Linked DNA regions of Homo sapiens: region 2 is linked to region 1. A link is an interaction called in ENCODE POLR2A ChIA-PET data of the cell type or tissue named here. Cell type or tissue: K562. All regions are shown on one strand. Each heading gives the region's core, and the rest is flanking DNA. Links, peaks and the distances in the headings are about the cores only.

What was found. Peaks named below come from ENCODE experiments on the same cell type or tissue, not always from the same donor. Only the 100,000 strongest peaks of a DNase experiment are listed, where the experiment ranks them.
Region 2: POLR2A ChIA-PET joins it to region 1 with 7 read pairs; 6 of 35 experiments call an interaction of 5 or more read pairs at or near these places.

What each region holds. Positions count from the first base shown.
Region 1 is chr20:32,111,810-32,114,723 of GRCh38, reverse strand. All of the region lies in intron 1 of TM9SF4 (transmembrane 9 superfamily member 4), which reads right to left. Among named protein-coding and RNA genes, the nearest start is that of TM9SF4, 3.6 kb to the right of the region's middle. In K562, for the core only: no CTCF peak of the experiment used is centred there; a DNase peak (open chromatin) is centred at 1,643.
Region 2 is chr20:32,199,769-32,202,682 of GRCh38, reverse strand. It overlaps PLAGL2 (PLAG1 like zinc finger 2), which reads left to right. Exons shown (of 3, transcript NM_002657.3): 2 at 391-764. The coding sequence starts at 505. Among named protein-coding and RNA genes, the nearest start is that of PLAGL2, 6.5 kb to the left of the region's middle. In K562, for the core only: no CTCF peak of the experiment used is centred there; no DNase peak of the experiment used is centred there.

The DNA of each region.
Region 1 (2,914 bases), core at 255-2,754:
CTGATGGCACAGTTCAGGCCTCTGGCCTTCTGTTCCAGGACTCTATCATCCAACCTGATTAGCACGCTATTTCACCATTAAAAACAGTTTTTGCTGGGCACAGTGACTCACACCTGTAATCCCAGCACTTTGGGAGGTCAAGACGGGAGGATTGCTTGAGGCCAGGAGTTCAAGGCTAGCCTGGGCAACATAGCAAGACCCTGTCTCTAAGAAAAATATAATTAAAAAATTAGGTGGATGTGGTGCGTGCCTGTAGTCCCAGCTACTCAGAAGGCTAAGGCAAGATGATCGCCTGAGCCCGGGAGGTGGAGGCTGCAGTGAACTATGATCGTGCCACTGCACTCCAGCCTGGATGACAGAGTGAGACCCTGTCTCAAATAATAATAACAAACAAACAAAACCAGTTTCTGTGCCTTTGACTGGGGCTGGAGGGACTACTGGCATTGGCTCCATTAGCACAAAGGAATCTTGATGTCATTTATTCCATTCCTGTTTCTGGAGTGGCTCAAACCCAAGTAACCTCAAAACAGTGTGAACTGATGCAGGAATACACTTCCATACACCCATGGAAACTGAATGTATGTTCACACAAGAACTTACACCTGAATGTTCACAGCAGCATTATACCTAACAACCAAAAAGTGAAAACAATCCCAATATCCATCAACTGATGAGTGATAAACAAGCTGTGGTACATCCATACAAGGGAAGATTCAGCCATAAAAAGGGATGCGGCACTACTGATACATGATACAACATAAACAAACTTTGAAAACATTATGCTAAGAAGCCAGACACAAAAGATCACATATTATATAATTATCTTTGTATAAAATGTCCAGAATAGGCAAATCTATAGGGACAGAAGGTAAATTAGTAGTTGCCTAGGGCTGTGGGGAGGGAAGAGTAGGGAGTGACTCTCTTTTTGGGGTGATGAAATGTTCCGAATTACACAATGGTGATAACCATCACATTTAGTGTATGCACAACCTATAAAAACACTAAAACCCACTAAATTATATACTTTAAAGGGGTGAATTTTATGGCATATGAATTATATCCATAAAGAAGATTATAATAAAAACCAAAACAGTATGAACAATGATGTGAGGGAAGTAGAGTTTTATTCTCCAAACTGAAGTTTCTAGACTCCTGACACATCTAGAAATGTACTCAATGGACATTTCCCAAGTTTCAATGAAATAATATTCCCAAGAACCGTTTTCCATAAAGAGTGAGACATGAGCCCGCATCTCAATTCAGACCTAGCTAGATCAACACTGTATCCTGTAACTTTACAGAGTAGTCTAAATCTAAGGATGGAAGAAGACAGGAAAATCAAAGAGAACTTCAGTTTACACCAGCTATCTTCTATGGAGGGAGAAGTCTTGCCCTGCGGGTTCAGGAAACACCCTCCATACTGACATTGTTCTGGGAGCTGGCGGCTCAACCCTTGGGGAAGAAGAGCCATTCACCAAGGAAAGAGAGAAAGGGAAAAGCTCACATGCCACCGCACTTGCACCCACAACCCTAACTTTCAAAACAAAGGACAAACCAGCAACCCAGCTATTCCCACGGCCACTGGATCCACTAGTTCAGTTCCTCTTTGGCTGTATGACTCACCTCAGAGACCCATACACTCCAAAGTAGGTCTACCGCACCCCCTCGCCCCAATGGTTATGAAATGAGGGTGTGTATGAGGGTGTGGGGACTATTCTGACTTCCGTGTAATGAAGTGCTGACACAGACCAAACTCAAGCCTGTGACTCCACTTTGCCCCTTCATCACATACCCCTGTAATAAATTTGCTTCCACACCTTTTCACTATTGCACCAGATATGAAGTTTCTCCATATGCACCCTTTAAACTGGCCTCTGTGGGTCACTGCATATGTTACATACTCAGTTTCTTTAAATCAGTTACTGTTTTCAGTACAACACTCCCAGGTGGCACAACAAACACTAAATCACCGTACTTGCAGGGTTTTGTTGGTGGTGGTGTGTTTTGTTTTTTGTTTTTTTTTTTTTTTTGAGATAGGGTCTCACTCTGTCACCCAGGCTGCAGTGCAGTGACACGATCTTGGCTCACTGTAGCCTCCGCCTCCCGGGTTCAAGCGATTCTTGTGCCTCAGCCTCCCGAGTAGCTGGGATTACAGGTGTGTGCCACCACACCCTGCTAATTTTTGTATTTTTAGAAGACAGGGTTTCGCCATGTTGGCCAGGCTGGTGTTGAACTCCTGGCCTCAAGTGATTTGCCTGCTTCAGCCTCCCAAAATTCTGAGATTACAGGCATGAGCCACTGCTCCCGGCCTGTTGTTGTTTCTTAAGACAGGGTCTCGCTCTGTTGCCAAAGCTGGAGTGCAGTGCAGTGATCAGGGCTCACTGAGGTTCAAGTGATCCTCCCACCTCAGCCCCGCAAGTAGCTGGTACTACAGGTGCACACCACCAAGCCCAGCTAATTTTTTCTTTTTGTATTTTTTTTGTAGAGGGGTTTGCCATGTTGTCCAAGCTGGTCTCAAACTCCTGAGCTCAAGCGATCTCCCAGCTTTGGTCTCCCAGAGTGCTGGGATTACAGGTGTGAGTCACTGTGCTGGGCAAAAATCACTGTCCCTTCCACTGTGCTTAGACTAAAATCCAAACTCCTTTCCACAGCCTCTGTGCCAACTGAGAACAAGCTGGCTCCCTTCAAGTACTGTCCTGAAGGGGATGGGAAGGGGAAGCAGCCTAATACAACACTATTTCAAAATGCAATCCACAGACAACAAAATGTAGACCGCAGTCCTTCCCATTTCCAGGCATGCTTCTCAAAACAGTTGCTCTTGCTTCCCTCCAGTTTCATCTTGTATCATTCTCTCCTACCCCAACCCTCATCATGCTTCGGCCCCTCCAGCCTTCTGTGTGTTCCTCAAAAACAC
Region 2 (2,914 bases), core at 240-2,739, 88 kb before region 1:
TCTCTAGGTTCAATGGAAAGGATATAAAAGTGAGGTCCAGAAGAAAAAGTTTGAAGTTTTGGGGCTTTTGGTTCCTCAGTTTATCTTGTTTCTTATTAGCCTAGATGGTACTAGTAATAGTAGCTACCACTAAGCACTTAATGGATGCCCAGCCTTCTGCTGAATGCTTTATATTCATGATCTCATTTAATCCTCAAAACATTTTTATAATTTAGGAGATTATTATGCCCATTTTATAAATGAGGAAACAGCTCAGGGAAGTAAGTAATTGGCTGAAAGTCACACAGCTTCTAAGTGGAAGGGCTGGGATTGGAACGGGATCTGTCTGCTTCCAGAGCCCATGTTCTCATGGTATTGGGCTCCCTAACACCAGGTGTTCTGATGTTTCAGGTGAAGAGATTGTTTTCTGAAAGCTGCGTTGGAGGCTGTGACAGAGCTGAGAGCCTGTGTGGAGCGGATGGGGAGGCTTTCTCAATAACATGGCCCTTTGCCATTAGCCTTGCCATGACCACATTTTTCACCAGCGTCCCCCCCTGGATTCAAGATGCAAAGCAGGAGGAGGAAGTGGGCTGGAAACTAGTTCCCAGGCCTCGGGGCCGGGAGGCGGAGAGTCAAGTGAAGTGCCAATGTGAAATTTCGGGAACACCTTTCTCAAATGGGGAGAAGCTGAGGCCTCACAGCCTCCCGCAACCAGAGCAGAGACCATATAGCTGCCCTCAGCTGCACTGTGGCAAGGCTTTTGCTTCCAAATACAAGCTGTATAGGTAGGTGACACTCTCATATCTCTTCCTGCCCTGAGGTTCCCAGAGGGAAAAAGCAGAGAGACTCTGCCTAGTGTGGGTTTTTAATCTGTGGCAGAAGAGTGGAGGTTAATTTGTCCTACAAGTATACCCTGAATGCCAAACAGTTGAAGTCACTCACTAAAAAATGATTCAGATTGCTTGATTCAGACACTAGAATCTGATGGGTTGCCTCCCCAAAGTATTGGGATTGCTGGCGTGAGCCACTGCACCTGGCCTTCTTACACCTTCTTAGTGACGATCTGGGTGCCAATGTCAGGCAGCCTTGAGTTTTGTTTGTTTGTTTGTTTGTTTTTTTAAGAAATGGGAGTCTTGCTCTGTCATCCAGGCTAGAGTACAGTGGTGCAATCAGCTCACTGCAGCCTCCAATTCCTGGGCTCAAGTGATTCTCTTGACTCATTCTCCCAGGTAACTAGGATTACAGGCTTGAACCACCGCACCTGGTTGTTTTTAATTTTTTGTAGATATGGGGGTGTGGCTGTGTTCCCCAGGCTGGTTTCAAACTCCTGGGCTCAAGTGATCCTCCTGCCTTGGCTTCCCAAAGCAGTGAGATTACAGGCATGAGCCACCGCACTTAGCCCTGAACATTTTTTTTTAAATATTGCTTTCCTCACCTTTGTCAGGTGATGGTCAGAATTTTAGCTAGAAGTTAGGAATCAGTATTCGAACTTTAGAAGGAAAAGTAGACCTTCTGGCCCAGTCTGTAAATTTTAAAGTAGAGGTTCAGAGTAGGGACATAACTTACCCAAGGTCACACAGCTTCAGAGGTCCTGCAGTGCCTCTTCTACTGAATCAGCCTGCTACTTACTCATTTAACTATGTCTGTCTCCCTGTTGCCCACTGGGGCAGCTGCTTTTCTGAAACTTGTAAGCCCAAGAACCCCTACTTAAAGTGAAATTAAACGTAAAAGCCCTGACATAAGGCAGATAGAGAAGAGCAGCTTTGGTTGCTTTGGTGAGGATGGGGAGGCATGGTCAAAAGCAATTTTGGGCCAGGCGTGGTGGCTCGCACTTGTAATCCCAGCACTTTGGGAGGCTGAGGCGGGCGGATCACTTGAGGCCAGGAGTTTGAGGCAAGCCTGGCCAACATGGTGAAACCCCATCTCTACTAAAAATTTTTTAAAAATTAGCTGGGTGTGGTGGCACATGCCTGTAGTCCCAGCTACTTGGGACTCTGTGGCAGGAGAATCACTTGAACCCAGGAGAAGGAGGTTGCAGTGAACTGAGATTGTGCCACTGTACTCCAGCCTGGGTGACAGAGCAAGACTGTCTCAAAAAAAACAAAAAAGAGCAATTTTGATTTTATCCTTTTCGCATTAGAGGAACCATGAACTTGCCCTTTAGAAATGAGATAGATCAGCCGGGTGCGGTGGCTCACGCCTGTAATCCCAGCACTTTGGGAGGCCAAGGCAGGCGGATCACGAGGTCAGGAGATCGAGACCACGGTGAAACCCCGTCTCTACTAAAAATACAAAAAAAATTAGCTGGGCGCGGTGGCAGGCGCCTGTAGTCCCAGCTACCGGGAGGCTGAGGCAGGAGAATGGTGTGAACCCAGGAGGCAGAGCTTGCAGTGAGCCGAGATCACACCACTGCACTCCAGCCTGGGCGACAGAGCGAGACTCCGTCTCAAAAAAAAAGAAATGAGATAGATTGGCCTGATGCACAGTCATCCAACCATCCATTCATCTATCCAACATTATTGAGCTCTTGCTCTGTACCAGGCACAGTGCTCGGTGCAAGGGGCGGAGTAGTGAGCCAGACAGATGGGGGTGCTGGTCCTCCTTGGGTTTATGGTCTTAATAGTGGGTACAGACAGTAAACAAGTAAATACATGAACAAGATGACCACAAAGCCTCAGTTCCTCATCTGGAAAACAGTTAATAGGAAGGGACTAAAATAGGCAACAGGGTAGCATGGTAGTCAGGATTGCCCTCTTGACAATTCTGTGGTCCTCAGGAGTGCTTAGATTCTCTGTGTGCTCCTATAAGTTAAGGGAACTCCAGTCAAGGCCATACTCTTAGGCTTTCTTTTTTTTCTTTTTTTTTTGAGACAGGGTCTCACTTTTGCCCAAGCTGGAGTATAGTGGCGTGATTATAACTAACTGCAGCCTCAAAC